Regions from separate parts of the Mus musculus genome. Here region 2 is linked to region 1. The links are chromatin loops, found by intact Hi-C in ENCODE. Cell type or tissue: left cerebral cortex. All regions are shown on one strand. Each heading gives the region's core, and the rest is flanking DNA. Links, peaks and the distances in the headings are about the cores only.

Evidence for each region. Hi-C counts contacts between places; a loop is a spot of excess contacts. Peaks named below come from ENCODE experiments on the same cell type or tissue, not always from the same donor. Only the 100,000 strongest peaks of a DNase experiment are listed, where the experiment ranks them.
Region 2: it touches region 1 in a loop (2.3-fold over the local background); 1 of 42 quality-filtered maps calls a loop at or near these places.

Annotation. Positions count from the first base shown.
Region 1 is chr5:111,575,053-111,590,565 of GRCm38, reverse strand. C130026L21Rik (RIKEN cDNA C130026L21 gene) reads right to left here and starts at 9,005. Exons shown (of 4, transcript NR_015546.2): 1 at 8,696-9,005; 2 at 8,270-8,387; 3 at 8,056-8,145; 4 at 3,413-4,732. RefSeq lists an enhancer at 12,270-13,261. In left cerebral cortex, for the core only: a CTCF peak has its summit at 8,236 (motif pointing left); DNase peaks (open chromatin) are centred at 8,327, 8,453, 8,941 and 9,137; H3K4me3 peaks cover 1,691 bases; H3K27ac peaks cover 1,879 bases.
Region 2 is chr5:111,739,843-111,755,355 of GRCm38, reverse strand. It overlaps E130006D01Rik (RIKEN cDNA E130006D01 gene), which reads left to right. Exons shown (of 4, transcript NR_045834.1): 2 at 7,364-7,514; 3 at 15,447-15,513. Among named protein-coding and RNA genes, the nearest start is that of E130006D01Rik, 14 kb to the left of the region's middle. In left cerebral cortex, for the core only: a CTCF peak has its summit at 8,681 (motif pointing right); no DNase peak of the experiment used is centred there.

The sequences.
Region 1 (15,513 bases), core at 5,398-10,397:
TCTTCACACAGTCACCTCATGATGAGACATACAAAGAATCTTGATTACATTACCCGCAGGGCACAGCAAAGCTAGATCACCCACCCAAGGGCACACAGCAGACAGCTGCCCTGGCTGGAATTTGATCTCACTTCACCTTGGGTCTGTCTCCTAACCACATTCCTACATGACTTTGTGATAATAAAACTCACAAATCACTATTGATTCTTGGAAGATGCTCTGGTAAGGACTTACAGGACCCTCAGTCATACATATGAAATGTCTGATCCAGTTGGGGAGGCAGAAAACATGTCCAGAAGATGAGCAAAGTGGACCAGAGAAGGGTGAAGGTCCAGGGCAAAGAGCAGAGAGGGGGAGGAGGGGGGGGGAGAGGAGAGGGAAAAGAGGGAGGAAAGGAGGAGGGAAGGGAGGAGGTGAAAAGGAGGAGGAGGGGAGGGAGAACAGGAGGAGGGGGTAGAGGAAGAGGAGGGGGAAGAAGAGGGGGGAATGAGAAGGGGGGAGGGAAGGGAGGGGAAGGGAAGGGGGAGGGAGAGGAGAAGGAAGAAGAGGAGGAGGGGGAGGAAGAAGGGAGGAGGAGGGCAGGCGCTTTTCACACTTTCTCCCTGAGAGCATCCCTCACTGTTGCCACCCTTGCCCATGTATCTTCTGAACTACTCAGCTCATTGCAGGGCACAGAGCACTGTCTGCTTGGTTTTCATGCAGTTCCTCATGTAATCTGGGCTGGCCTTGAATTCATTATGTTGCCAAGAACAACCATGAACTTCCGGTACCCCTGACTCCACCTCCAGAGTGTGTGGAGGGTACAGGGGTTACAGGTAAGCACCACCATACCCAGTTAATGTAGTTCTGAGGATCAAACCCAGGGCTTTGTAAATTCTAGGCAAGTACTGCACCAACTTGAACACATCCCTAGATCCAGTGATCACTTTTCTAGAAGCCTGAACACTTGGTGAGAGGCATAGAGTGAGTCCTCACCCAGAAGGCTCTGGGTCATCTGTGTTTGCTGCCATGCTCTGCCCATTCTTGCTTGGAACCCTGTCCATATTGTTTCCCTTACTGCTCCAAGCCTCAGTTTCCCCACTTCCTACCCAAGCTTGCCTTGGGCTTTCCCTTGGGCATAATCCTATTCAAAGTGTTCTCTTCCACAGGGCCTCCAGTACACAGGATCCCTGGGGCTGGTGATGCCCCAGGGTGGGCCTTGCTCTTCACTCACAGGTGCATCTGATGATGTTGGTCTGTGGATGTGACACTGTCAGCCTGAACTCAAGATGTCTCAGAAGAGCCCAAGAAGAAGGCAGCCAGGAGGAAGGTGGCCATAGCAAGGACTCATTCTGGATATGGTAGCCCTGGGGAAAATCCTGGGGTCTCCTCTCATTCCCAAGTATCACTTAACATGGCTAAGTGTGACTCTCACCAAGCACGGGTTTAATTGACATGCATGTATGGGTTGGGTGGGTGGGTGGATGGATGGATGGATGGATGATGGATGGATTGGTAGGTGGATGGGTGAGTGGGTGGGTGGGTGGATGAATGATGGATGGATAGATGAGTAGGTGGATGAGTGGATGGATGGATGGATAGATGAGTAGGTGGATGAGTGGATGGATGGATGGATGGATGGATGGATGGGTAGATGGATGGATGGGAAGATGTGCTGGATAGATGAGTAGGTGGATGAGTGGATGGATGGATGGATGGATGGATGGATGGATGGATGGGTAGATGGATGGATGGGAAGATGTGCTGGATAGATGAGTAGGTGGATGAGTGGATGGATGGATGGATGGATGGATGGATGGATGGATGGATGGATGGATAGGTAGATGGATGGATGGGAAGATGTGCTGGTGAGTTGGTGAATGGATGGCTGGGTAGATGGATGGATGAATGGACAGGTGAGTGAATAGATGGATAGGTGGGTGGGTGCATAGATGGATAGATGAATAGATGGTTGGCTGGATAGATGGGCAGTGGGTGCATGGATGGATAGATGGATGGATGCATGAATAAATGAACAGATAGATAGGCAATGCATGTACTGGATAAGATGCATGGATGGCTGGGTAGATGGTTGGATGGATATGTGCATGCATTTGTATATAAGTAGATGAGTGGTGGGTGTGTGAATAGATGCTTGGTTGGAAAGATGCATGGGCTGCTGGTTAGGTGGATGAATGAACTCATAAGTGGATGTTTAGTTGGATAGATGCATGAATGGATGGAATGATGATAGATGGACAGATGGATGGATGGATGGATGGGTGGATGGATGGATGGATGGGTGGATGGATGGATGGATGGATATATGTGATGCTTAATTCCATTGTCAAGTTAATTGGATTAATTTTAGGGCATTAGGGGAGCATATGCCTAGTGTATCTGTAAGAATATTTCCAGAGAAGATTAAATGAGGGAAGATACATGCCCTGAGTAATAACCCATTAGTGTGGGCTCCACACTGAAAGATAAGGAAAAGAGGAGAGGGTGAGCTGAACAGCCCCTCTATGCTTCCTCGCCCATTGAGAGGTGAGCAGAAGCCTCATGACACCAAGCCTTTCTCAGTGTGAGGGTTGACACAGTCAAAAAGTGAACTAAAACAAACCCTTCCTCTCTTAACAATGCTTTGCATCAGGGTATTTTTTATCATAGCAACAGGGAAGATAAACTATGACCGTGACCTGGGGAATAATGGGTCTGACATCAGAAACTTCCAGAGCTTTGACTTTGAAGACCCCAGGTCTCCTGGCTCCTCTTGGTCTCCAGAATCCCCTTTCCCTGTGAAATCCACCCTGCTGGGAGGGGGTGGATAAAGGATAGAGATGGGAACATGCACCTGATCATGGAGGACTGTGGTAGACCCCCACACCAACCCCTGACCCCTTCAAGAACCCACAGCACACATACCCACCAATGGGACCAATCAACAGATCTGTGGGATCCGTCCCCCAACACCAAGGAAGCAAGACCTTGAGCTGCATAGCTGTTTGTCAAACCAGCAAGGGGACAGCTTGGAGTTCCAGAAAGTTTCCACAACCTCATGACTCAGGAAAGTGTTAGCATAGGCGTTAGCATTCAGTGGTACCCTTGACAGAGGAGAGTGCAAAGACCACTCACCATGTGGTAAGTTCATTCCTCCATCTGTCAAGCCGCACAATCACCTGAGAGAACCGTTCTCCAAGTACCAGGGAGATCTGTCACATTCATAGCCATTCCATCCCAAACTCCTCAGAGTACCCATGGACAATCCCAGACCCCTTCCACCCAACCCTTTCAGAATAAAGTCTCAAAAAGCCCTCTTCTCTAGTGTCCTCCAGCAGGGGCCCCCAGGAAATGGCTCTCAGGATAACGGGATAATCCCTGAGTGTTAACGGCAGAAGGGAGAGTGGGTGAAGAGCCCGGAGTAGAATTTCTTGCTGTCAACTGGTGGTCTATTTCCCAGATACCATTTGCTTGTATACAGATAAGGAGTTATCTTAAATGGCCATGTCTTTCTCAATTTGTCCTTAACAGTCAATCCCATTTTCCTTCTATGATACTATCTAGGCAGGATGAGAAATGCATTCAGTAATCCCCTGGGATCTTCATATATCAATATCAAATGGTCTGAAATTGACCTGGTATAAAATCCAGTCCTTCAGCCAACGAGAGGCAAAATCAGAACGAAGCAAATTTTTAGCAATCACAGTGTTTGTGGGGAGCTTAGGGGGCTCTCAGCACCAAAGCTTGCCTTTTCTGGGCCCTTAGTGAGAGCAATGAATGCCTCAGGCTCCCTATGAAGAGAGGAGCCCTTCTGGATCCAGCTGATGGTGGGGATCACAGAGGGCTGGGTACCACAGCTCTGAGAACCTGCGCTTTCTTTGCACCTGAGAGGTCCAAGGGCAGAGGTTGGACTTGGAGACATCCCTCCTAGGACATCCCTGTCATCAAATCTGTATTCTTCCAGATTTTCCTGCCAGCCTGTCTGGTAGTGACTTAGAGAGAGGGCTCTGCCTGCCAGCAGCTCCAGGGCTCAGCAGGGTGGCCGTTTCCTCTGGCTTCTGTTTCTGAAGTCTCTGGGATTTACTCATCTATCAGTCGTGACAGAGCAACGACCAATGACTACTTTATTTCATCCCCAGAAGAACCTTCATTCAAGGCGATGAAATGAAAGCCTGGAGCGCCGGAGGAACTTCCCAAAGCCGTGTACAGCAGAGATGGAGGTCAAGCTTCAACCTGCAGAGTCTGCTTTCAGTGGCTACTGCAGTCTAAACAGCAAACAATGACATCTGATGGGTCAGGCAGTGTATGGCAGAAAGGAGAAAGGCAGAGATGGAGGAAGAAAGAAAAGAGGGGAGGAGGGGAGGAGGGAGGAGGGAAAGAGTGGGATCCTGAAGAAAGCCCAGGTGTATTGGGTACTTTGGGGACAGAGAAAGGATGGCCCCATGAGGGTACAATCAGGTTTCCTGCAGGTGGGCTAGCCAGGCTGAGAAGCAGGAGCCATGGTCTCCGTTCTGAGAGGCTCCTCACTGCTGTCCCTTCTTGCCAGTCAGGATCACTCAGAAAGGAAGGATGTGGGCAGGAGAAGAGGCAGGTCAGGAGTCAGGAATGAAGCCTCCCCCAGGGAAGGAAGGAAGCCACCTCTGTCTCTAAGCCAAGGCCCGGAAACACGACAGGCTGGAAACAAACTCCACTAGCATCCATGAGCATATAATGCTTTTCTCTTTCCAATTCTTCCATGTTGGGATCTAGAAAACTGGGAACAAGAGTGACCTTGAGTGGTTAGGAGCTCAATGAACCATGGGTGCCCGCACCAGTCAGTAGCTCACAGGGCATGCCCTGCCCTCATTCTGGAAGATGCTCACAAGTTAGAGGTGGCAGGTGGCTCACTGGTAGATTCTCAGTGCTTGGGACATAATTGCTGCCTGGATAGATGGATGGACAGAAAGACCAGATGGACATATCTCACCCATGACTGCAGACTGCCCCTCAGGACAGCACACCTCATCTCTTCCTAGGGGAATCAGTCTCTTGCGGTCTCAGCCGGGCTCTCAGCCTGGAACTGCCCAGCTCCTTTCATAAAAATCACTGAGTCTACCAACTCACACAGACCTTGAGTGTGGGAGGAGCTAAGACCAGAAGTCCACCAACAAAGAAGCTGAGAGACTGAGGACCAAAGTGAGTCCCACCCTGAACTGCTGGTGGGGACAGAATGAATCATAGGTTCCAAGGACAGTGAAGGCAGACCTGGCTGGGGGTGGGGTCTCTTATGAGGCAAACACTGTTAGAACCAAGGAGAGCATTCTCTGGGCATTGGCTCTGGCGTAAGAGACCTGTCAGCATCAGTCAGGGCATCGAAACCAGAAACTTCTCCATAGGAGAAGCTAAGGCGTGAGAGTTAAGGAGTCCTTCAAGCTACCTAAGGCAGACCTGGGGTCTGGAGCCAAAACCCAGGCTCTTCTCCTTTACCCACTGTGTCACACAGAAGCGGTTGCACTAGGTGGGGGCATGGGTTCAAGTAGAGCCTCCCCGTCTTAAGGGTCACCATCCAGAAAATCAGCCTCTCGGTATGGTTCTCTGAATAGATTGGTGCACTGTGATCAGAAGATATACATGAGAAGGGGACTGAGGCTGGAGGTGCGTTGCAAGGCTTCCTGGAGTAGTCACCATATAAGGCCCAAAGCCAACAGTTGTGATGGCAGTATTTACCAGAAGGTTCCCAGGAAATGTGTGAACTGACTCCAAAACAATGTTTTCTTGGATCTTCGATGTCTGACCAAACAACCTACAACACAGTGTTCTGCCTCTCAACAGCTGCACTCCAGACACACTGGCCTTCCTCCCACAGCATGGTCTTGGATCTATCTGCCCCAGGGCCTTTACACATGCTGCTTCCCCCAGAACAGCATTTTCCACCTTTCATATCATCAGCTTCCTCTGATCTTTGGATTTTAAACGAAAAGTCTTCTCAGAGATACCTTCCCTGATCATCCCTCTGGTGCAAATTTAGTCACCTCCCAGTTATTCAAGTTTACTTCCAAGGAGAAAAATCTACATCCATGATACAGCTGTGTCTTGGTTTGTTTGACCCATCTTCCCCTTAGTATTGTGGGTGCCTTAGGGCAAAGGATGTGAACACCTGCTCCAGTGGCTGCTTTGCCTCAGCACCCAACATGCAGAAGACACACAATATAGACCTAGATAGATGGATGGGTGGATGCATGGATGGATGGATGAATGACTGAATGAATGGGTGGGTGGATGGGTGGATGGGTGGATGGATGGACAGTTGAGTGGATGGATGTTTGTATGGATGATGGATGAATGAGTGAGTGGGCAGGTGGGTGGATATGTGGGTGGGTGGATGGATGGATGGACAGATGGATGGGTAGATGAATGGATAAGTAGGTAGGTGGTGAATGGATGAATGGGTAGGTAGATGGATGGATGAATGGATGGACAGATGAGTGGATGGATGGACAGACAAGTGGATGGATGGATTGGTGGATGGATAGCTAGATGGATGGATGGACAGATGGACAGATGGATGAATGGATGTAGAGATGAGTGGATTGAAGGACGCATGCAAGAATAGGTGAATAGATAGGTGAATGCAAGTATGGCTGGGTAAGTGGGTGGGTGGATAAATTTATGGATTGGTAGATGAACGGATAGATGGCTACTGCATTATAAATACCACCTTTAGGCAGAGGACTTGGACACCTAACTTTCTTTGTACGACTGTGAGAAATCAAGTCTGGTAACATGAGGTACGACGAGGTGAAGGGACAGGACTATTATCACCTGCTCTACGATAGAGGGAATTGGGGATGGCTTCCCAGAGATGAATTTCTTCTCAACCTTAATGTTGCTAGGAGCCAGTGAGGCTGAGGTAACAGCACCCACAGGGTGGGCTCTTCCATGCGGGGTGTTTTACCCAGAGTGGCCCTTACTCCACTGTTTGTGACGAGAAGGTAAATGGTTAAGATGAAGGTAGCTGGAGATGTCACAGTTGCTAAAAGCATTGGCTGCTCTTCCAAAGGGCCAGGGCTTAATTTCCAGTACCTATATAGCAGCTTACCACCGTCTAACCCCAGTCCCAGAGGCTCTGATGTCCCCTATTGGCTTTGGGGAGCACCAAGCATGCATGCAGTGCATAGACAAACACAGGCAAAATGCCCATACACATAAAACAAAAATAAATAAATCTTTAAAACAATGCTGATCCTTAGGCACCAACCTAATGAGCTGGAACCTTTAAGGCCCTCCAGAACATCTGCATTCTCATGTGCTATCCCAGCAGTCTCTGAGCCCAAAACCCAGTCTCTTTTTGTTAGTCAGGAACCAGCAGTCCAACTGAGCCAAGGAGCAAGCTGCCAACAAGCCGTCCATATGTATGCCCACAGACCAAGCTTGCTCTTGGTCCTTGAGGTGGGGATAAGCTCAGCCTTTCCTCCAAGACTCAAAATCAATCAATCAATCTCTCTCCTCCACCACCTTCCTTGGCAGTTCCAAAGAATCTGAGCTGACCCCATCCTTTAAGCCCTGCTAAGTCATGGTGACCCTGTTCCTCATGGGCTGCTGAGTCACCGCCAGAAACCTGTAAACTCAGTCCAAGCATCATTCACAGGAGGTAGGAGATGCAAGAGCATGAGTTAGTTTTTTGGTTTTTGTTTTGTTTTGTTTTTTGAGAGAGAGAGAGAGATCTGTATGACTGACTTTGACGTTTCTGCCTCTGGCAGCCATTTATTGTCTTGTGAGGTAGACAATCGTCCAACTGTCAACAAACACACATCATCAACATCACAGCTACACATCATCATCTTCGCTGCACGTGCCAGAATTCCCATGGAGAGGCTGGGAGCTCCCCCAGCTCTGAGTACCCACCACACAGGGGCAGACAATCCTCCAGTGTCCCAGATAGAGAATCTGGTGAGCTGAATGACTGGCCCCATGAGAAACTGAGACAGAAGGAAGAATCTAGAGCCTGTGGGAAGCCAGTGGGGCAAGCCACTGTTTTTTGTCCAGAGCCTCAGTTTTCCCTCTGTAGAATGGGTGTCCACCCTGATCCTGTCTTACCGAATATGATGTCCTGGTGCCATTTCCAGTAGCCCTCCTCTGGTGTCACTGCAGCTCCCTGAAGATCCTATGGGGGAACCAAATTTCTGCCTATTGGACACAGAGTAAGGCAGATAGACACAAGATACGGTTGACTTGTGAGGCCAGATATCAGAAGAACCATCCCAGCCTCTGCCTCCCTCTTCTGGGTAGCTGCAGCCACTTCAGGACCCACCAGAGACGGATGCAGAGGCCTCCACCCACAGAAACTGCACGAGCTAATACCGAGTTATCGCTGCTTCCCGGTAACGAGTCTCAAGTCTCGGGGCTGTTTGTTTCACAGTTACAGACAGCTGACACACAGAGAGAAATGGATAGAAACACACCAAAATACGATCATCAATCCTTGGTATTTACTGTTCCTGGGTGCCAGCCAGACTCTGCTCATGATTTCTGCTCATTCCCTGGGTACACACCAACATAGAGTTGCTTCACAGATGAGCAAAGTGTGCCCAGAAACAGGGAGCTACTTGCCCAAGGGCACACAGCCTGATAGGGATGTTAGCAGGTCTATCAGTCTCTGAATTGCAGCACACTCTGCATTCCAAGCGAGGATATGGACTCCCCGCCACCACCACCCCCGCCCCCGCATTAGTGTTACCTTCTAATGGGGTGTTTTTCCCTGTGGGGAAGACATAAATGTCCGTGTGTCGGCAATCCTTCGGGGCAAGTCAGCAGAGACCTCAGCATCAGGGACTTCTCGGATGGTAGCAGGGAGCCACGTGCTGGAGAAAAGCCCAGACCCTGGAGGGAATCTCAGGAACTTAGCAAGGATGGCTGGGCTGCTGTCTGCCGGAGCCGCAGGGGTTAAAGAGAAAGGCTGGTTTGAAGAAATTCTCTAAGCTGGTGTTAGATCAGGAGGAGAAGGCAAAACGCTTGTAAATTCCACCCGGGGAATTGGGCCCCGAATCGGCTCACCTTTCGTGGACACCCCCGCAGCCCCCGCCCCGCCTGAGAGGACAGCTGACCTTTGGAGGGAAATAATGAAAAGAAGAAATTCCTTGGAGAAAATAATGTGTCCGGGCCTCAGTAATGAGATCGGCTCCTTTCATGTTGCCATGGCGACGGCAGTCATCTTATAATACAAACCCATGAATGGTCCGGGCGGGCAGCCTCACAGCCGAGGGGCCAGGGAGGGGGTTAGCCTCTTGCAGGCTGGGGTCAGGGGCCACCGGGCCTCATTTCCCCGAGATGCAGCCTGGCTCCGGGGTCTCCGGGGCTGGGGGCTTGGGCCTAGCTGACAGTTGCACCACAGCCCTGGGTTCACGGGAACTTTGCAGCCTGATGCTGGCGGCACCTTCTTGGCTAAGCAGCCGCTGCAACCCACATGCGGGGTTACTCTGCAGCTGCTGCCTAAGGGAGACACGGGAGCTTCACTGTCAGATCAGGAAACTGAGGCACAGGTCGCAAAATGAGCTCCTCCTGGTTCAGTTCTTAGGCCACAGCTATGTGTGGTCCAGACCACTGTTGGGCCGGGACCTCTCGGCAGCAGGGAAGTGGTTAGAGGCTGAAAAGATGCTCCTCTCAGACTGACAGGACTATGGAGGACCACCTGTGTGTGAAAACACACTGGGCTGGGCTAGCCTGGTGGCAGAGCACCATGTGACACTCATAAAACCCTGGGTTCCATCGCCCAGAGCCTCCCTATGATTGACATCTGACAAGTTACAGCTGCCGTTTGTCAGTGGAATGGGGCTGGAGAGCTCAGTGGTCACATAGATTTTTTTTTTTCTTGCAAGCATGAGAAGGCAGAATGGATGCCCAGAACCCAGGCAGGACCCAACGCAAGAACAAGGATTTGCCAGCCCAGGGATCTTGCCCAGTGATGGGAGGCAGAGACAGGAGGGTCCCTGGAAGTTCTATGGCCAGCTAGCTAGAGTACACACAGCACATAAGAGGACCTGTTAAAATAAGGTTGAGGGTGAGGATTGAGACCTGAGGTTGTCCACTGATCTCCACACCTATGCCACAGCACACTTACACACGTGAACACACACATCACACTCATATACATACATACATACATACATACATACATACATGTACGCAAATGTTTAAAGTGTGTGCATGTATGTAACAGCAGGAAGGATGGTGCACAGGGAAAAGTCTCTGTTAGAACTAAACCAAAGTACAGTGTAAGCCTCAGCAGCGTGGTGCCCACACCCCTGCGCTGCCCTGCACTTTGCGTGGGCGGTGCTCTTCCTTTAGGGTTGAGGGTACTCTGCCTAGATGGGTTATTGCAGCTCAAGGACACTGCGGGAGACAGAGAACACTGTCTGAAAGCAGACTCACGGGACACACAGGTGAGGCAGGGGGTCTTCAGGAGGGAGGCCTAGAGGAGAGTGGCAAGAGAGGAATGGATGCAACAAGGAGAAGAAGGGAGGAATCAGAGAGGAAAGAGGAGAGGGAGGAGGAAGGGGAGGAGGGAGAAGAGGAGGGAGGAGGGGAAGAGGGGGAGGAGGGGGAAGAGGAGGGGAAGAATTGGGATAGGAGGGAGAAGAGGGGAAAGAGGGGGAAGAGAAGGGGGAGGAGGAGGAAGAGGGGGAAGAGAAGGGGGAGGAGGGAGAGGAGGGGGAAGCGGGGGAAGAGAAGGGGGAAGAATTAGGGTAGGAACGAGAGGAGGGGGAGAAGGAGGGGAGGGAGGAGGGAGATGGGATTGAGAGGAGAGGGGAAGGAGGGGAAAGAAAGGAAGGAGGGGGAAGAGAAGGGGAAGAATGGGGGAGGGAGAGGAGGGGGAGGAGGGGGAAGGTGAGAAGGAAGGAGAGGAGGGGAAGGATAGGGGAGGAAGAGAAGGAGGAGGGGGAGGAGAAAGAGGGGGAGGAGGGGGAGGGAGAGCAGGAGGGGGAGGAGCTTAATGAGAGGGGAGGCAGCAGGTGGTCTGAGGCTTCAGAGCTGGGCAAGGGAGAACTGCCAGCTACCGTGTGACCTTGGGGGAAAATGCAGTCCCACATGGCTTCCTCGTCCACAAAGACTCTCCCAAGAGGTCCTGGGAGCAAAAGAGAGAGGGAGGGACAGGGCTAGGATGGAAAGGCCCCTCGCATAGTGAAAATGCAGCCCCCACCTCTGCACAGCCTTGTGGCCCTCTTCCTCCTCCTTACCCTTGGAAGCCACAGGCCGTGGGAACCAGGGCTGTTCCAGCAGAGACCCCCAGGCAGAGACGTAGTGATGGCATCCCTTAAAATAACAGTGTGGGTAAGCTTTTTATAGGTCTCTGTCTGACAGGACAAGTTAGAGGGATTTCTGACTGCAGAAAAATCCGGAGATGTCAGGCATGTGGTGCCTGCAAGAGAGCTGGGCGTGGTGCGTCTTGAGGGGTGTGGTTAACTGTCCGCCTCAGCTGTGTCCTTTCTTCTTGCCTCATGGGAAAGAGACTCCGTGACTTGGTGCCTCCTGGACCAGCCCCGCTGAGCACCATCCCATGTGGTTCCTCATGAAATCCCCACAGGTCATGTCATGTCATAAGTGAAGAAACAGAGACTCGGATCAGACATGTAGCTCAAGGTCACTGAGCTTATGAGAAACCTGACTGGGAACCGATCAGCCACCTACCTCCTTGGGAGCCTGGGCTCCTAACGCTAGGTGCTAGTCCTGAGGCTCTAGTGTCTGTGCCCTCGACCTGTAGCTTTAGAAATCTTAGGTGAGACAGTAGTTCCCAGGGCTCAGGAACAGCAAGTGCTGTATGGAGAACACTAGAGTCAGGATCAGCTGGAGCCCTGCAAGGAGTCCCACACCAATCTACAGAAAAAACTCCAAGTAGAAGAAAATGTCAGTCCAGGGCAGCTAACAAGATGACAGATGTCTCTCTATCCCCCTGAGTGTCTGTGCTGCTGTAGATGGAGCTGCTTCAGTTAAGTACGGAGCCAATGCAGCTCCATCCTAGGTGCCCTATGTGACCTTGGGCTCCGTGCTTCATGGACACGTGAGGGACAGCCATTCCGTTTCATCATTTGCACAGACAAGGAAACCCAGGGTCTAAAAGGCAGAACCCAGTCTCCAGTCTCCTAGCGGCTTCAGCCGCAGGCTGCCAGTCCTTGCGTGAAGTGCACAGCTTGCCCACAGGCTGCTGCAAGAACAGCCTGGTGACCCCGTGACCTCATTGGCAATAGTCCTCCCAGCCTGGGGCTGGATGGTGTCACCCAGACACCTGAGGGTTGTCTCGGACTCCTCAGCCTTCCAGTTCCTGAGAAGCCTATGGTGCTGAGCACATCTGGCCAGTTGGCCAGAGCTGTAGACAACATCTGGGAAGAGGTAGGGAGGGAAGAGGGGAGGGAGGGAAGGAGGAAGGGAGGAGGGAGGGATCCCACTATCTGATGGACAGGACCTTGGACCTGTTCCAGATGGGCCAGGTGAGAGCTATAACTTCAGGTCCTAAAAGTTTGTGTTTTTCCATGTAGGTATGCATGGCGTGTGTTTGTGTGTGTGTGTGTGTGTGTGTGTGTCAAGTTGTTGGGAAAAGTGTATGCACGCATATGTGGTATGTGTACAAGTGTTCCTGTCTGCATGGGTGCCTGCCTTTGTCTAGCTGTGCAGACCTGAATAAACCTTGGTGAAGCTGCTCCCTGCACCAGGTCACGCAATTCTCTGAGTTGTTTTTTGCTGTGGCTCTGCCGAGATAGTCTGGGGGGATACCAGCAGGCCAAAGCTGGACAGACACCCTCCTGCCCAGACATTTCTGGTGCTTCATAGACCGGTGGTGGAGGTCCTTCTGCATCCCCCACCCACCCTGGGACAGCCTGCTGCAGGAATGTGGGATTCTATCTTCTCCCAGACAGCGTCAGCCATTCAGGGCCCTTTCCCTCTGGCTTGCAGCCAGGTTTAAGAGTTTTACAAAAATTCCCAAGACCTTTAGCCGCCTTGCGTTGAGAAGACAGGGCTGTGGCCTGCAGAGAAGTGTGAGGCTGGGAGCTGAAGGCAGGAAGCAAGCTCCTGTCCCAGTCCAGGATGGTGCAGCCGGGGTGTGAGGGGTGGAGGGACACACAAGGGCCAGAACATTACCCTTGGAGTTAAAATGGCCACATTTCAACAAGGGCCCTATGGCCACTTCTGCCCAGAACCCAGAAGAAACAGAATGGACAGCTGGTACTAGTGGGGGAGGGAGGCAAAGCCATCAATGGGACTGCATCCTCTGCACAGGTCCAGGAAGCTGTGTCTCCCCTATCATGTCCACTGCTTAGTCAGGTTCAGACTCCAGTCCTGCCCCTTCCTCACCTAATGTTCTCTAGAGCATCTTGGCTTTTACCTCTCAGAGCCTTGGCCTCTCAACTTTAACAGGGAATTAGCATCACTGAAGAGCTACCTCTGGGGACACACTGGACAGACAGAATGGTGCCTGTGAACTTATCCTGGCCTCCTTCCACAACCAGGCAGGGCCAAGCCTGTTGGAGGGATGAGGACATACCCAGACCCCAGAGTGAAGCTCCCACAGAGCTCAGCCTTCCCAAAGCTGCTCTGCCTTGGCCCACGGCAGGAGTTGTATCTCCTGTATGGCTTCAGACAAACCACCCAACATCTCTGACTCCATGCTGGCATAAGATGGCTCAAATGGACCTTTGCCACTGAGACAAAATATCTAACGTGTACAACATAGAGATTCTTTAGGCTCAGGTTTCAGTTCAAAGCTCAATTGTGCAGCTATGAAGGGGGTGGGGAGACACACCACACAGAGGGGGGGAAGGGGAGTAGGGGGAGGGGAAGAGAAGAGGAGAAGGAGGGAGGAGGAGAGGAGGGGAGGGGGAGGGGAGGAGAAGAGGAGAAGGATGGAGGGGAGGGGGAGGAGGGAGAAGAAAGGGGAGAGGGAGGGGGAGGAGAGAGGAGGAAGGGGAGGAGAAGGGGGAAGAGGGAGGGAAGGGGAGAGGGGAGAGGGGGATCGGGGAGGGGGAGGGGAGAGAGATGGAGAGACAGAGACAGAGACAGAGACAGAGAGAATTCTGTTACATGGCAGGTTTTCTCCTGTTCATTCCAGCTTAGGCCAGTAGGCTATGGCAGGTGTCACCCCCATTCAGGACTCATCTTCCTCCCTTCATTGGACCAGTCTGGACACACCCTCACAGAGGATACTTAACTAAGTACCAGGAAACAGATGTCTCAGCTCCATGGGGCTGATAATCAAGGCTGACCATCACAAGCAGCTCTGTCTTGGTCTGTTTTATGTTCCCACAACAAAATACCCGAGAGCAGTTGTTTAGAAAGAATAGAGGTTTGCATGGCTCATCACACTGTGTCTGGGAGTGTGTCTGTGTCTGTGTCTGTGTCTGTGTCTGTGTCTGTGTCTGTGTCTGTGTCTGTGTCTGTGTCTGTCTGTGTCTGTGTCTGTGTCTGTGTCTGTGTCTGTGTCTGTGTCTGTGTCTGTGTCTGTGTCTGTGTCTGTGTCTGTCTGTGTCTGTGTCTGTGTCTGTCTATGTCTGTGTCTGTCTGTGTCTGTGTCTGTGTCTGTGTCTGTGTCTGTGTCTGTGTCTGTGTCTGTGTCTGTCTGTGTCTGTGTCTGTGTCTGTGTCTGTGTCTGTGTCTGTGTCTGTCTGTGTCTGTGTCTGTGTCTGTGTCTGTGTCTGTGTCTGTGTCTGTGTCTGTGTCTGTGTCTGTGTCTGTCTGTGTCTGTGTCTGTGTCTGTGTCTGTGTCTGTGACTGTGACTGTGAAGGTTTTGAAGTGTGTCCTGCAGAGCAGTGGCTGACCCTTTCCATGAGAGGCAAGGGCAAGGGAGAACCTTGGGCCTCTCTCTCTTCCTGATCTTCTATGTCTCTAATCATCATATGTATCCCCCTTTCAGGACCCCCTTGACACCACTCCGGCTCCCAAAGACCCCACTGCAGGTGTCATCACCATATTAATTGGAGGTTAGGACTCCAACCTGTGAACTTTGGGCCCACATTCAGTAGAGCAAGGACTTTGAACCCTGGGTTCCGAGAAGCTTAGAAACACACAATAGCAGCACATGCCGAAAATTCTCAAGTGTGAGTTCCACCTTACAAACATTGGCTGCTTCTAAGCTGGGTGTCAGGTCCTGCCGTAGAGGCTGGGGCTAGGTACTAGGGTATCAGGATCCTGCCTCTGATGCTAGAGCTGGGGATTGGGTGTCAGAGTTCTGCCACTGCGGCTGGGGTCTTTCATTTTGTTAGTGAGCTTGTACCTACCATTTTATGTTTTTCAAATGGCACCTGGCCAACCATGGACAGGACTTTCCCTGACCCTGGGGATCAATGTTAGGAGCAAGCTGAGGTAGCCCCATGCCAGGCTCAGAGGAAATGGACGTGATGAAGCCCCTCACCTGCCATGGGGAGAACACATGATATGAGGTGCCCCCAGACAAACAATTGTACACAGAGAGGCCCAGGGAACCGGAGATTTCCCAGTGTTAAGGTCCAGGAGCTGCAATATCCCATCACTGCGTGCGAAGGACTGTGAGTCTGGATATATCTGTGCTC
Region 2 (15,513 bases), core at 6,420-11,419, 160 kb before region 1:
CCAGCTTCACCTGAAAGCTGAAACGTCTAGCTTTTCTTGTACACAAGTCTAGAGCCTTCTTCTTTTTTTTTTTTTTTAATTTGAGTCAGGTTTCCAGTTCCTGGCAAAATAAATTGCCCTAATTGGTACACCAATTATAAACGAGGAGACCGAGCCTCCTGTGAGCTCTTTCTGTCAGTGTGTCTGGGGAGACATCCCACCGTTTGTCCCACCCAGCACAGGGACGGTGAAGGACGTGCCCCCGTGTGTGCTGAGCTCCTTTGGAAGTCCCTGGCCCCTGACTCCTCAGCAGAGGGGGACTCTGAAAGCCTGCTGGTTGTAAGTGGGCTTGCAGAGAAGAGGAGTGGGGAGAGGAAGGGAACTGGGGAAAGGAGCTGCTTGCTCCTTTTGGTGCCGGCTGCTCATAGCATAAAAATATGCAAATTTATTCAGAGAGGCTGTGTATGGCGCAGGCAGATATGGGAGAGGAAGGAGGAAATACACTGCTGTGTCGGGGACTCTGCTCTAACGGGGCTCCTTCAAACCCCATCTGCTTCATTCCTGCCTTCTCCAGCCTACGGGGCGCAGGGGTGCAGACCACTGGGTGCCCTCCCTCCCGCTGCTGCCTTCCAGCACCCACCAGGGCTCCTTCCTCCACGGTTGCTCGGTTGCTCGCTGCCTAGCAGAGCTTCCAAACCACCGCAAATTGGGTGGGGCTGTAGGCAAGACTGAGCCCTCCCAGAAGCCAGCTATTATCAAGATGCCCCTCTACAACCTCATACCCAAGGCTATGAAGTCTGATCCGCAGACCAGTCTTCTCCCTCTGCCCCATGAGTCCCACGCCCAGCCTCATCTCCCCCTTTCCTAGAAGACTCCTAGGGCCACATACCCTGTGAGCTGCTTCCAGGGCCCAGTGCTAACTCCACCTGCAAAACAGGGCAAGCTTTACCATGGACTCTGAACGGAAGACACTCCCATCAGGGCACGGCTCCCAGCTCAGCTACAGTAAGCTCTTCTCTGTCCCCAAACAAGACAGCAAGAGTACCAATGAGGAGAGACACGGGATGAAGGAGGAGTAAGAGTGGGATACTACCTGACCAGTGTCATGCTTTGCTCTCTCTGAGTCTCCCATTAGATCCCACCCCGTCCCCCTGCCCTGTCCATGTCAGGCAGGCAGTCCATCTTGACTGACCCACTTCACAGATGAACAGGGCAAATCTCACAAGCAATGGTGGGATTCCATGGCTGGCCTGTGGTACATAGCTAGCTGGGAGTAAGTGGGCTGATATGGCAATCCAAGCTCTAACATGGTACATATGTGTGCTATCATGTCAGGGGCCGGGAAGTTATTGAACACTTTTGCCTGCATTGAGGAGGTGGAACCTCTCGGTCCTGAGATGGAATACTTTTCCTCCTTCAACTAACCTTGCACTTTGAGAGTGGGAAGTCAGGTTGTCATTTCTGAATCCCAGTTGAATAAATGAGTGGGTGGGTAGATGATAATTAGATGGATGGAGGAATGGACTGAGAGTTGAGTTGAGGGGTAGGTAGATGGGAATTGGGTGGGTAAGTGGATGGGTGGATAGGCAGGTGAGTAGAAGATGGGTGTATGAGCAGGTGGATGAGCAGGTGGATGGGCAGGTGAATGAGCAGGTGGATGAGCAGGTGGATGGGCAGGTGGATGGGCAGGTGAATGAGCAGGTGGATGGGCAGGTGGATGGGCAGGTGGATGGGCAGGTGTATGGCTGAATGGGTGGATGATTGAGTAGATAGATGAATGGGCAGGTGATTAATAGATGAATGAGTGGATGAGGAGCCAAATGTGGAGGAGGTATGGTTGGGAGGATGGAGAGGCAGGTGGAGAAATAGCTAGAAATGGGTGTGTAAGTAGTTAGATAGATGATATGTATGGTGACGCCCAATGAGTTTCTTACAGAATTCCTGCACTGCTTAAATGCTGATGTTGCAACACCGCCAGGGTTGAATGAATGAGAAGCAACAGAGGAGAAGAGGGTAAACACAATTCCCCAGTCTGGGAGTCACGGACACCCCACAGCACAGGCGCCCCACAGCACAAGGCTCTCCACAGCAGGGCGCCCCACAGCACAGGTGCCCCACAACCCAAGGCGCTCCACAGCACAGGCTCTCCATAACACGGGCGCCCCACAGCACAGTCGCCCCACACAGGGCACCTCACAGCACAAGGCGCTCCATAGCACAGGCTCTCCATAATACGGGCGCCCCACAGCACAAGGCGCTCCACAGTACGGGCACCCCACAACACAAGGCGCTCCACAGCACAGGCTCTCCATAACACGGGCGCCCCACAACACAAGGCACTCCATAACATGGGCGCCCCACAGCACAAGGCGCTCCACAGTACGGGCGCCCCACAACACAAGGCGCTCCACAGCACAGGCTCTCCATAACACGGGCGCCCCACAACACAAGGCACTCCATAACATGGGCGCCCCACAGCACAAGGCGCTCCACAGTACAGGCGCCCCACAACACAAGGCACTCCGCAGCACTGAGGATGCCCCACAACACAAGGCGCTCGCTCCACAGCCTTCCCCAACCGCTGTTGTCTGCTTTCTAAATAAACCCGAGACAGAGCCATGTGGGGTTACAAATCAGCCGGAAATCAAATGCTAACATGTAAATAAATTGCAAATCAGCTGAGAAATTGGTTTCATTTTGAGACGATAAAGCGCATTTCTCCTGTGCTGATTTTGTAAGGCGCCCCTTAAGAATTGTAATATTCCTGTGTGGTAATGATAAACATTAGTGAGTTGCTTTAGAAATGAAAAACTAGACAGCCTCTGGGGATTTGAAAAACATATGCACTTCAAATTTGAAAATCCAATTTAACTGTCCATTATAAGGAGAATAAAAAGGTAAGGATGGGATAATTTCGCAGTTACACAGCGTTTGACTAAATCTGATTCCGCGATGACAGACACACTTTAAAAGCTACAAGCCCGAATGCAAGCAGACAGCAGATCATTTATTTATGATTGTAATCTACCTGCCGTCTAACAAGTTAGAGACGGGGCCGGTGGCTCCCCGACTCTGGACACGTGTGCATGCTTGTCAGCCAACACGCTTAAAAACACTTCTCTTGGAATTTCTGGGGGAAAATAAATAAAGGGCGGGGAAGACAAAAGAGATATTCCCGTTGGCAGCTACAAAGTTTACAAAGTTTAGGAGAAGCACCTCTCTCTCTCTCTCTCTCTCTCTCTCTCTCTCTCTCTCTCTCTGCCTCTGTCTCTTTCTCTGCGTGAATTTTTCCTAAGCGACACTGGAAATCACTCGTGTATGAGAGCATGTGTGAATGGCCATGTTTGCACGTAATACCATTGCTCAGCATCACGTGTGGTGTGACAGCTCAGTCTACACCTAGAAGCATCCACAAGGGCAGGACTCGTTCTCCCCACCACCACCACCACCATGGAGCCCCCACTTATTTTGTCAGCATGTCTGCCATGGTCTCCCTGCCCCATGCATACCCTGAGACCTCCAACTCAAAGCTTCTCTCCTTAAAATCGGCAGGGTTTCTCCAAGTACAGGTTTGAAAGTTGCTAGAAGGAAAGGTCAGAGGTAGGCAGACCAGCCATGTTGCAGAATTCCACAGGGGAAATGAGCAGATATAGGCTCCATTCAGTGCAAAGGTTAACAGTTTCCCATAAGAGAGAATCCTTGCACTGTTGGGGAGGCTGGTGGAGGCGTAGGAAGCTCAGGATGCTGAAGGAGGTTGGGGTATGCTTAAGAGGCTATGAGAAGCTGTGGGGAGCTATGTGAGGCTGTAGGGGGCTTTGAAGTTCTGAAACCCTTGAAATCTCTTAGAAAATGAAGGAACCAGGTAAATTCCACTACTGTGCCTTTTGAAAATGGCTAATAAACAACTAGATCTCACCTGGGATTTATGCCATCCACAGTCACAAAGCTAAGGACCGGTAAGTCTGCAACCTGCCCCATCTGTAGCTGTGCGAATGTGTGTGTACAATCAAAGCAAAGTTTATTGAGCACGTAGCATATACCATTTGCTCCTGGAGGCAGGAGAAACGCAGAAATACAGTGAGATCAGACACCAAGGTTCTGACTTCTGTGGACAGAGTAAGAAAGTAGGATGGGGGGTAAGGTGACCCCAGGTCATACTGGGGAGAGAGAAAGGTACTGGATGAAGGGGTCACTCGAATGAGGAAGGGGCCGTACTCAGGGGACCAGGGGACAGGTTTCTGTGAAAGGAAGGGCATTGCAGACAAAGGGAATGGAAATGTGAGACTCCTGGAAGCACCAAGCTGCAGTGTAAATTGGAACAGGCAGGCCAAGAAGCAGTGTCCTCAGCCAACAGGGCCCTGTGTAGGTGTCAAGCCAACACTGAGAAACAAACCCATAATCCTTAAAAACTCCCCAACAGCAGGCTGAGTACGGAGCAACCAAAACAAGGGGTGTCTTTGCAGAAGGGTATGAAGGGAGTGCCGAGTTGATCCCATGGGTGAACCAGGTCTCTGGGAGCTGCATCAACTCAAAACTATAAGCAGGAACATGCCCTGTGGCTTTAAGAGTGGAGAGAGAGATTTATGTGATCAATGAAGCCCAGGGCACTTGGAATTGGTGTGTATTCAGACTTTTCTTAAATAAGGAAGAGAAGGGGGATACAACTGAAGTTTCTGGAGAGGAGGGGACACTGGGTTGTGGGCTTTGGTATGGGCAGCACCATTTTTATTACCCTTCGTGGGAAAACCTGGTGAGCTGCCACCCCCAGGTTACAGGACGGCATATGATTCTTTCCAGGGCTCATGTCCCTGTGTTTCTGACACATTCAAAAATGGGGGATTTAAATCTATGTACAGTTGCAGAGAGCATCTAGCAGCCCATGGGACATGCCTCCATCACCCAGACTCTTGTAACTCTCCACCGGTGACCCATCCGGATCCCTGGGATCCGGTGCTGACCCGAGCTGTGCTCCATCCTCGCTTGTCACCGGAGAGCGTGCGCAAGATTTGATCAGACTTGCACAAAGCCAGGCAGAGCCTGTGTGGAACTGTCAGATGAAATAATTTATCGGTGATGACTGTGTGAATTCGTAAATATTTATGAATTCACAAGTTATAAGTGTGCAGCTTGCAGGAGGGAGCGATCTCAGCTCACCAAGTCCCAGATTACAATGAATATTCACAGAAACCCCAATCTGCCAATATTAGCTCTTTGTGCTTACGGTAAAGCTTTGCCTTGGACTGTAACCCTTTCTGGGATGGAGTGTCTGAGGAAAACGCACTGGAGCAAAAGGAATGATTCCCTACCCATCCATACTCCCCCCCCAAAAAAAATTAAAATAAAATAAAAATAAAACCAGGAGATGCTGTGCCGCATACGGAGCCTGAGGAGGCCTCCAGTGCTGCTGACTGAGTTGGGTTTTAGCAGAATGGGATTGAAGGAACTCAGATGGCAGACGCTCAAAATGCCGATTGTTTTCGTTCTTCCCCAGTGACCTGATTGTTAGGAGACCTTGGGCCAGACTCTCAACCCCTTTTGGGTCCTACCAACAGCAGCCTTGCCCAAATTTGGTCATGGGCTAAATTTACCTCCCGAATGACACATTCTGTTCTTTATGGTTACTGGGAAGGCATAAGGCTTAGTCCGCTGTCTTTGTTGAAAATATCAGAAGGCATTTTGGCAGTGTGAACCAAGAGGAACACTGGGGACAGGGACCAAGGTCAGAGGCCCACAAGAGCAGCTGTGTGTTCCTGAGAGGCTGTGGCAGGGCACTGTGTATCACCCAGGGCCACTATCTATGGGTAACCTTGAATATGAGCATCCTGTGTCTCAGTTTGTGCACCTGTAAAATGGAGTGACAGCAGAGCCTTCTTAAAAGGATTTGTCCATCGATGATGGCAAAGGCTAAAGTCTGGAGACATCTAGAAGTAGGGGGACAATAAATGCTCTATCTTTGTTTGTTGATCCGTCACAGTGCAAAACCCAGAAGGGCCCAGACAGATGAAAGCCAGGTGCCCAACCAGGACAATTTGGAGGAAGGTTCAGAGGGTAGGATTGGAGACAATGACTTTGAGAAACTTTGAGCTCCTAAGTTCACCCAGCAGCCCAGGGACAAGAGCTGCAAGCCTCACACTTTCTTGTTCTATTCCCAGGACTGTGAGTGAAGCTGCCTGTGGGCTGTCACATGAGGATACCAGGCTGTGTCTGCCCTCTGGTTTCTTTGAGACAAGGGCTCTAGCTCATGATGTCCTTGAACTCATTTGTAGCCAAGGATGGTCTTGAACTCATTTGTAGCCAAGGATGGTCTTGAACTCATTTGTAGCCAAGGATGGTCTTGAACTCATTTGTAGCCAAGGATGGCCATGAACTCCTGCCTTCACAAGCTGAATGCTAGTGTTACAGCAGTGCATTGTTACACAGTTTATTTGGGGCTAAGGGCTCAAACTAGGGACTTCCTGCCATTCTGCAGGCTCTCTCCCCACTGAGCTACATCCACAGTCCAGCCCCTAACTCTCTCACATTCTTAGCTCAGTCTCCACTCCAGTCCTGGCTGGAAAATGAAGGCCCTGGGGCTCAGGAGGTCTGTGGCTTTGGAGAGGCCCCCATCCCAGCTACTTGCTACACTTTAAACAACCTCAAACATCTTCCATATCTGGAATGTTGACTGTCATCATTACATGTACAGGGATTTTTGTCTCACTTTGCAGATGAGGAACAAGGCACACAGATGCCTTGCTGCTGGGCTGATGAATCAGGGCTGCTCCGAGATGATTGGGGATGCACGCCCCATGCAGGATCCTTTCTCAGCAGCCTTCTTAACAGTGGAAGTGAGCATGCTTAGTTAAGGGTCATGTAATTTCCCAAACAGCAGAAGAGCGCCTTCCCATTGTATTCCTGGAGGACCTGGAGATGTGTCTGAAGCTCAGAAATGGAAGTAAGAGGGATAAGAACACACAGCTGGAGGGGAGGAGAGAGGAAGGGAGACTGTGATCGAGCTGCTAGGCCTGATTGCCCTCAAACTCTAGAGGACGTTTACCATCACTGTCCTGCCCACATCCAACGCACAGCCTGGCGTTCAGTGTGCACTTCGCAAATATTTATCAAACGGATTTTTAAAAAAGGATCAGTCTTTCTGATCCTTAAAAAAGAAAAAAAAGAAAAACAACTCCATTTATAAACAGATATGTCAGGGGGCAACTATTCATATACTCAAGATGTCTTTATTTTATAAAAAGGCTTTACATCAGGGGTCCTTTAAATAGAAACCCCCAGCTCATTTAAAAATATGAGTCCATTTATAGCTCGGAACCACACATCTTCCCGACGTCTTCACTTGAGTAAAGGGAATGGGCTTCCTCCTCATTTCCTCCTCATCTTCCCACAGGAGCAAGTGAGGACCTGGTGGGTAGTGGTTACTCTGTGAGAAGCCAGCAGCACCAACCAAATAGAAGGTGGAGAAGTGGCCCCCAGCTTCCCAGTTTGGGTTTGGGCCAAGACAACTAAGAAAAGGGTCCACCGTCTTCACTCCAGGTCAGGTAAGTAGAGAGTCTTCCTTAAAGAAGGGCAATGTGACCAGGGTTTTGAGAGATGAGTAGGAGTTCACCAGTTGGCAATTCCCTGAGTATCAGTCTTCCCAAGATGGGGTACACATGTACAGATTTAATATTTACAGAGTTCCTGGAGCAGCAAGTACAGATACATATGGCTCTGTTTTTTTATACATGCATGACTTAGTTACCATCCTGTTGCTGCGATAAAACACCACAAACAATGTGACTTTATGGAAGGAAGGATTTATTTAGACTTATGGGTGCTATGATCTCGGCTGTCCCACAGCTTCAGAAGGACCACACCAGGCAAAACAGTTCCACTTGAGGTTTATTAGGAGAGAGGGGGCAAGGTGGTGGCAGAAAGAGAAGGGGGAGAGAGAGGGGGAGGGCTTTCATGATGATGTAATCACAAATAAAGGTGGGAGGTGAGCCAAGTGGATCCTGGGAATATGGTGGCTGTTGCCTTGGCAACAGGTGTGCCTGTCCTGCCTATGTGACGTCACAGGTTTCAGAGGTCCTGACACCAACAATGGGTCTGAGAGATCAGAGTCCATCATTGTCAGGATAGGCAAGGTTAGTGGCAGGCAGGCATGGTGGCAGAAGCTCAAATCCTGAACTGTAAGCAGGAAGCAGAGAGGTGAAACCAGGAAAGGGGTGGGCTTTTTTGAAGCCTCAAATCCTCTACCTCCAGTGACACACTTCCTCCAGAAATGTCATACATCCTGAGCATCACAAAACAGGGTCACCAACTGAAGAGCAAGTACTCAAATATCCAACATTATGTGGGCCATTGTCTTGGTCAGTGAACAGACACCATGGCTGTAGCAACGTTTATAAAGGAAAACATTTTACTGGGGGCTGACTTACAGTTTCAAAGGTCTAGCCCAGCATGGTGGCATGCAGGCAGACATTGTAGTAGCAGAAACTAGGAATTATAGCCTAACCCTCTAGGAAGAGAGAGAGAGAGAGAGAGAGAGAGAGAGAGAGATTGACCAAATTGACTGACTGATTGAATCTGGATTTGACACAGGCTTTTGAAGTCCACCCTCGGTGACATACTTCCTTCAACAAGGCCACACTTTTTCTCTTTCTTCCTTCCTTTCTTCCTTCCTTCCTTTCTTTTCTATATTATGTATATGAAGCCCTGTCTGCTTGTACACCTCCATACCAGAAGAGGGCATCAGATCCTCATATAGATGGTTATGAGCCACTGAGTGGTGGCTGGGAATAAAACTCAGGACCTCTGGAAAAGCAAACAGTGCTCTTAACCCCTCTGAGCCATCTCTCCAACCCAAGGCCACACTTCTTAATCCTTCTAATTCTTTCAAATGTTACCACTCCCTGATGCCTAAGCATTCCAATGTATGAGCCTAGGGGGGGTCCATTCTCACTCAAACCCCCAAACATGCCATACCTGGAGTCTTTCTGCCCATTTCCATGCTGTCTTGGTTGGTGTCTGAAAAAAAATCAAGGATAGCAAATCGTCTGTACTTCAGGAAACTGAGGCACATCAGTATTCGGGAAGACTGTAAGCTGCAGGCACATCAATGTGTCCAAAAATGAGGAGATAAATAGCTCAGCCTGGGTCCTTCCTGCTCCTTCTTTTGGAGAATATCTATCATACCTTAAAACAAGTTAGCAGTCCTTTACCCTCAATTTACAGGCAGCTCCCGAAGCAACATGACCAGAGACCGTTCACCCTGGCCACTGAGCCCCTCACAGACAGGTTTTACTAGACCTGACAATCCCTGTTCATGCATCAGTTTTACTGAACAAGTCCCACCCCATTCGCACTCCCTTGTTAAATGACCAGGCTGCTCCCCACTGCTACACTCACTGTGACATCTTCTACAGGTCTTCTCACTACAGCTTTGTTGGTTTGCTCCAGTCACACACACACACACACACACTGAGAACTATCTCTGGGTCATAGAGCAGGAACCCTATAAAGCCTCCGAGGAAAACAGATGACCTGTTTTACAAGAGAGAGAAAGAGGGAAAAAATGTAGAGCCAAGGTCACAGCTTAGCTGGCAGATTGTTTGTCTGGTGTACACAAAGCCAGCTTTTGGGTCCCAGCATTGTACAGACTCAGGGTGGGTGCCACAGCACCTGAGAGGTAGAATTGGGACGATCAAAAGTTTAAGGTTATCCTCCATGCACTGGGAGTTTGAAACTAGTTTGAGGCTTTGTCAAAAACAAACAAACAAAACAAAACAAATAATCAAACATGAGAAAGAGGAAGAAGAGGAAGAGGAGAAAGGAGAAGGAGGAGGAAGAGGAGGAGGAGAAGGAAGAGGAGGAGGAAGAAGAGGAGAAAGAGGAAGAGCAGGAGGAGGAAGAAGAGGAGGAAGAAGAGGAAGAGGAGGAGGCCAGAATTCAAAAATGAACATAAGCTGGACCACTCTCTGTCTGTCAATGTCTCTTCCCTACAGAGTCTATCCCTGGGTCCTTTCACCACCTGAGAAAGCCCAGGTAGCATTGTCCACTCTTCTGAGGGGGAAGCTGCTGGCTGAGGGGCTGAGGCACACAGAGTTCTGGTTTAAGGCAGACACAGGCCACATCTACCTTCCGTTCTTAACTGGAAGTCAGACTGAGGCCCATGGAGAAAGCTGAGAACACAGGTAAAGTGGCTGTCTCTAGAGGCCAGGGTTAGCATGTGGGAGAAGAGAAGAGATTTCAAGGACTGCCCACAGGACAGGAGAGCCTCTGTAGTAAGCAGCATCCAGTCTCACGCCTGTGAGAACCCTGTGAAACACTAGGAGGCCTGCCCCAGGGAGTCATGTAGTGAACACGGCTCCAGGTCATCACAAGGTAGGGATCCAGGTTCTGCCATGAAGTCTGACAGCAGCCTTTCTCAAACTGTCTCAAGCCTTAAAGGTCAGTCCAAGCAGCCAGCCCACACCCCTGCCTACACCGTGGAGCAGGCCCAGCAGATGGTAGAGAACCTCCATAATGGCCCAGAGCCTGGGACAAGACCATGTTCTGAAGGTTCTGACAAGTCCTGTAGTCTTTGCAGATCTGATCCTGGTACGGAGGCAGCAGAAATGTCATTATTGCCCAAGGATGGCCCAGACCTATCCTGGTCCAGGGAGTGGCACTATTAGAAGGTGTGACTCTGTCGGATTAGGAGTATCACTGTGGGTGTGCACTTTAAGACCCTCATCCTAGCTGTCTGGAAGCCAGTCTTCTAGCAGCCTTCAGATGAAGATATAGAACTCTCAGCTCCTTCTGTACCATGCCTGCCTGGATGCTGCCATGTTTCCACCTTGATGATAATAGACTGAACCTCCGACTCTGTAAGCCAGCCCCAATGAAATGTTGTCCAAGACTTGCCTTGGTCATGGTGTCTGCTCACAGCAGTAATACCCTATCTAAGACAGCCCCTCTCCTCCCTTCACCACCCACACCCTGTCTTTTCTTCCACTGCTCTCTCTGGTTACTGCATCAGTTTGGCACAGTGTGCATTTTTTTACTGGCCTCATTGCCTCTCTCCTAGATGAGTAGCAACAGACTACAGGGGCTGGTGTACTGACCATGGGATTTCTGGGTGCTTAAGAATTAATTGTGATTTGAAATGTAAATGAAGAAAATATCTAATAAAATGCCTTTAAAAAGAATTGTGGGGAGGGGGAGAGGCAGAAAGAGGAAAAAAGGGAGGAGAGGGGAGGCAGAGAGAGAGGGAGAGGGGCAAGGAGGGGGGAGAGGGGGGGAGGGGGGGAGAAAGGGGAGGGGGAGGAGGGGGAGAGAAAGGGGAGGGGGAGGGGCAGTTCATGGGACCTATCTTCCCATGGATGATGGCTGCATGGATGGGAAGACGATGGACCAGAGGGAGAAAAGGAAAGCACTACTGGGGAGTGAGGAAGAGAAGGGAGAGGTAAAGGATGAAATGGGGCAATGGGTGGATGGAGCCATGCTGGTTTCTTCTCAGCACAAGAAAGCTGCCATGATGGCTCCTGTGGAGAGACTCCCATGCCTGCAGGTGGAAACCGAGGGGATGAAGATGAGAAGACCTCTACCCGGCACTGGTTTGGAAAACAGAGGACTGTCCCCTGAGCCTGCCAGCGAGTCACATGTTTGGGTCCCTCAGCAGCCAGAGAAACGATGATACAGGACACTGGGGCAGGACAAAGGAGTGTGGCAGTATTGTGGCCTCCATGCAGATGGTAGTGTGTGGCTCCATTGTCTCTGCTGTGTGGATGAGGAGCCTTAGCTCTGAGAAGAAGAGCCTTTCACATCCTCACAACTTGTCCCAATAGCACTGAACTCTTTTGATCTGGAGAGATCTGGAGGAGGGTCTTCAAGTGGGTTCTGACTCATCCTCTACCATACAGACATAAGGCAGGCAGAAGGAGAGATCAGGTGACTGGTGAGGTCACTGTGACCCCATAGACAGTGTCTCCTGGTTCTTCTATCCAGTTCCTTTCCTGCCTGGGCAGTAATGACTTGGTTCAATCCTATAGCCTTGGCAACAGTCACTCTACAGGGCCACCTCTCTCATAAAGTCACAGGGGCCTATATGTACCCATCCCTTCCCCGCAGAAAGCATTGAAGGGGTTTCTGAAGGCAGGGGAGGACTTTGCATGTCTATCTTTCTTTTCTGGTGTCCCAAATGCTCTCCTCAGCTCCTCAGCTCCTCAGCTCCTCAGCTCCTCAGCTCCTCAGCCTCTCCCCTACCCAAGACAGGACTCCTGGCCCAAGCAGAGATTCTGTTCCTTCTAAGAGAATTATTACCTCCAAATTTGGAACTAGAAGGTGGCAAGGCCCAGGAAATTTCACCCTGAGGACTGGGAACCTGGCCTCTGGCTGACAGGAAGGGCCCAGAAAGTTCTGGAGAGTGAGGCAGGGAGGGCACAGAGGAGAGGGGGAGGCCTGGTGGCCCTGTCACTCCCCCCCCACACACACACACACACTCACCCCTTGCCTGTCTATAATCGGTGGGGTTTTTCTTCACTTCACCAGACATTGGAGCAGACAAGTGTGGGAAATTGAAGTGTGAGCCCTAAGAAGAGGAGGTGGACCTGGGTGGAGAGGCGGAGAAGGAGGAATACAGAGAGAAGGAGAGAATGGTGGAGAGGCGGGGAGGAGGTGGAGATGGAGAGAGATGGGCCCTGGGCTGGGGGCACAGAGTTACAGCCAGTCAGCTAAGAGGGGGAGGGGCGTGGGGGCTGTGGTCCCCCAAGTCCCCTGGAACGAGGGAGGGTTTATCTCACCAGGAACAGCAGCTCAGCCACTGATCTAATCAAATTATTCAGCATTAAAAAACTGCCAAGACATTCCAGGACTTCAGCTCCCGGAGCCCCAGCTGGGATCAAATGCTAACCAAGTCGCTGCTGCGATATTTATTCCCACTGTCAGCTGCTGGTTGCTTGTTTTCCGAGAGCTGCATACTAAACCGGCGGCCTGGGAGGGATGGGGATGAGGGTGAGGGGCTGTCGGGAAGAAAGGCAAGCAGGTAGGCAGGACAAATGTGCCTAGAACTCGGCACAGGGAACCTCCAGTCAAAATGTTCCTCCCTAAACTGTCCAGCCCCAGACCACAGTCCTCCATTTCAAGCCCGTTTCAGACCAGTTAGCTGAGACACTTAGCTTGGAAGTCCAGGTAGGTGGCTTGCCCTGTCTGGAGTCTTATTTTATCTCCTGTCATGTGGGATCCACTGTTTGTGCGTTTGATGAGAGGAAGGGGTGACGGGAGTGGCTTTGTGGGGCCTGTCGCAGAGACACAGAGAGCAGCCCTGGCTGTGTGACGTTGCCAAAGCTACTTACCCTTTCTGTGTCTCAGTTTCTACCTCCCTAAAAGATTCGGGGAGGTAGGGAGGGTAGGATTGTGGGAGGGGGTGGCTGAGAGGGGGACAGTGAGCGGGATGCAAATTGAATAAGTAGAAAACAATAGAATTGAATTTTTTTTAAAGAGAGAAAGAGAAAAAGCAAAGCAGTCGGGTGATAACAGTCAAGCCCGTGGGGTGACTGTCTCATGGTTAAAGAAAATCAACATAGAAAAGGGTCACAGTGAGATTCCAATCTGCATCGGGAACATTCCCTCTGTACCAGCAAGGAGTGAGCATTGGAAAGAACAGACGGTGCACTTGATATTCAGCACAGAAGCTGGTGGACCGGCGAGTCAGGGCAGAAGATGAACCATTCTGTCAGTGGGACGGGGTGTCAGAAGGTGTCCTGTACAGGGATCCCCATGAGGGGGTCTCTGTAGCCACACACAGTGGAGCATCCCGCCAAGCTTGGGTTCGCAGGCTATTCTTGCCCTCAGAACCGCAGCAGCCAAGCAGAGAGACTTGCAAGCCTTCTGGACTGGTGATGTCTCTCGACAACTCCCCGAAGGTCACGGCACCCAGGGAAGACTAATTAATTTCCTTTGTTTTTCAGAGTTTCATTTTTTTTTTTTAAAAAATTGCAGACTCCCTCCTCTCTAATAAATACTCAACAATTAAAGCGATTTTTTTTCTTTTTCCACACAAAGTGTGACTTCAACATTTCAATGCCCCCCCTCAACCGCTCCTCCCCCCCCCCCCGCACCCCTCCCACCATCACCTTCATTGCCATAAACAGATTCGGGGAAAACTGCTTTTGACGCCCCAGATGCCATTAGCCACTTAAAATCCCGTAATTATCATCCTATCATGGGCCTGTTAACGAGCAGTAAAAATAAGGCCATTGAATATGGTAATTTATTCGTAAATTAGCCTAATGAGAATGGGTTTCAGACTGTTTACTCGCTGCGGCCTGCACAGGGCAGAGACAGCCACAGGAGCAGTGCCTGCCTGAGTGGAGGGGTCCTCCTGTCAGGTCTCAGGGTGACATTGATGACTGTCCCCTGCTTCCACGCAATTCTGCTCACCCCAGCTGAACAGTAGTGAGGCCTGAGAGCCAAAGCCTAGGGCAGGGCTGGGTCCCACACCTTTCTAAGCTAGGGTGATTCGGATGGGGCACGTGGTGGGCCTCCTGTTCAGCTCCCCCATCCATAAAATGGGGGCTTGTGAGCCAGCCAATGGGGTTACCACACAGAGATAATGAGAGTGCCACTCACCTACAGCACATGGCTACGCATATTGCCGTGGTCTCCAGGGTGAATTATCCATCCCAGATCAATGCCAGACCCTTCGGTGCACAGCATACCCCTGCTGAACCTCAAAATGTAGCCTTATTCGAAACCAGAGTCTTTGCCAATGTGATTACATAGGATGAGGTCACGCTGGTTGGATGAGCCCTGTCTCACAATTAACATGCTTGTAGGAAGACAGGAGGACAGAGATTAGGGAGGAGAGAAGAGACCAGGGCTCCATGGCTTACAGCTCCCCTGTGGAGGCAGAGATGGACCAGGAAGCCACAAGCCAGTGGGGGCTGCAAGAGGCAGGACCGGTATACAGGGCCACTCAGCTGCCTGTGCTTGTGTTCCTTCCTACCCAGGAGCCCTAGGTTCCTGTTGCTATGCTAAACGCCAAGAACAGTAGAAAGTTGAGAGACAAGTCCCTCTTCATGAGAAGTCAGGGCAGGAACCTGGAGGCAGGAGCTGATGCAGAGGCTGTGGAGGGGTTCTGCTTAAAGGCTTGCTCCCCATGGCTCCCTCATCCTGCTTACACAAACCACCTTCCCAAGGGTGGCCCCACCCACAATGGTCTGGGTCCTCCCCCATCAATCCTTATATAGAAAGAAATGAAAGAGAGTGGGGAGGGAGAGAGGGAGGAAAGAAGGAAGGAAGGAAGGAAGGAAGGAAGGAAGGAAGGAAGGAAGGGAGGGAGGGAGGGAGGGAGGGAGGGAGGGAGAGAGGGAGAGAGGGAGAGAGGGAGAGAGGGAGAGAGGGAGGAAGGAAGGAAGGAAGGAAGGAAGGAAGGAAGGAAGGCAAGTCCTTCACACTTACCTACAGACCAAGCTGATAATTTGACACAGGCATCTCCCTCTTCACAGATGACCCTGCATTGTATCAAGTAGAAAAATGTCTAACCAAGACAGAGGAGAATACGAACCCTCTCAG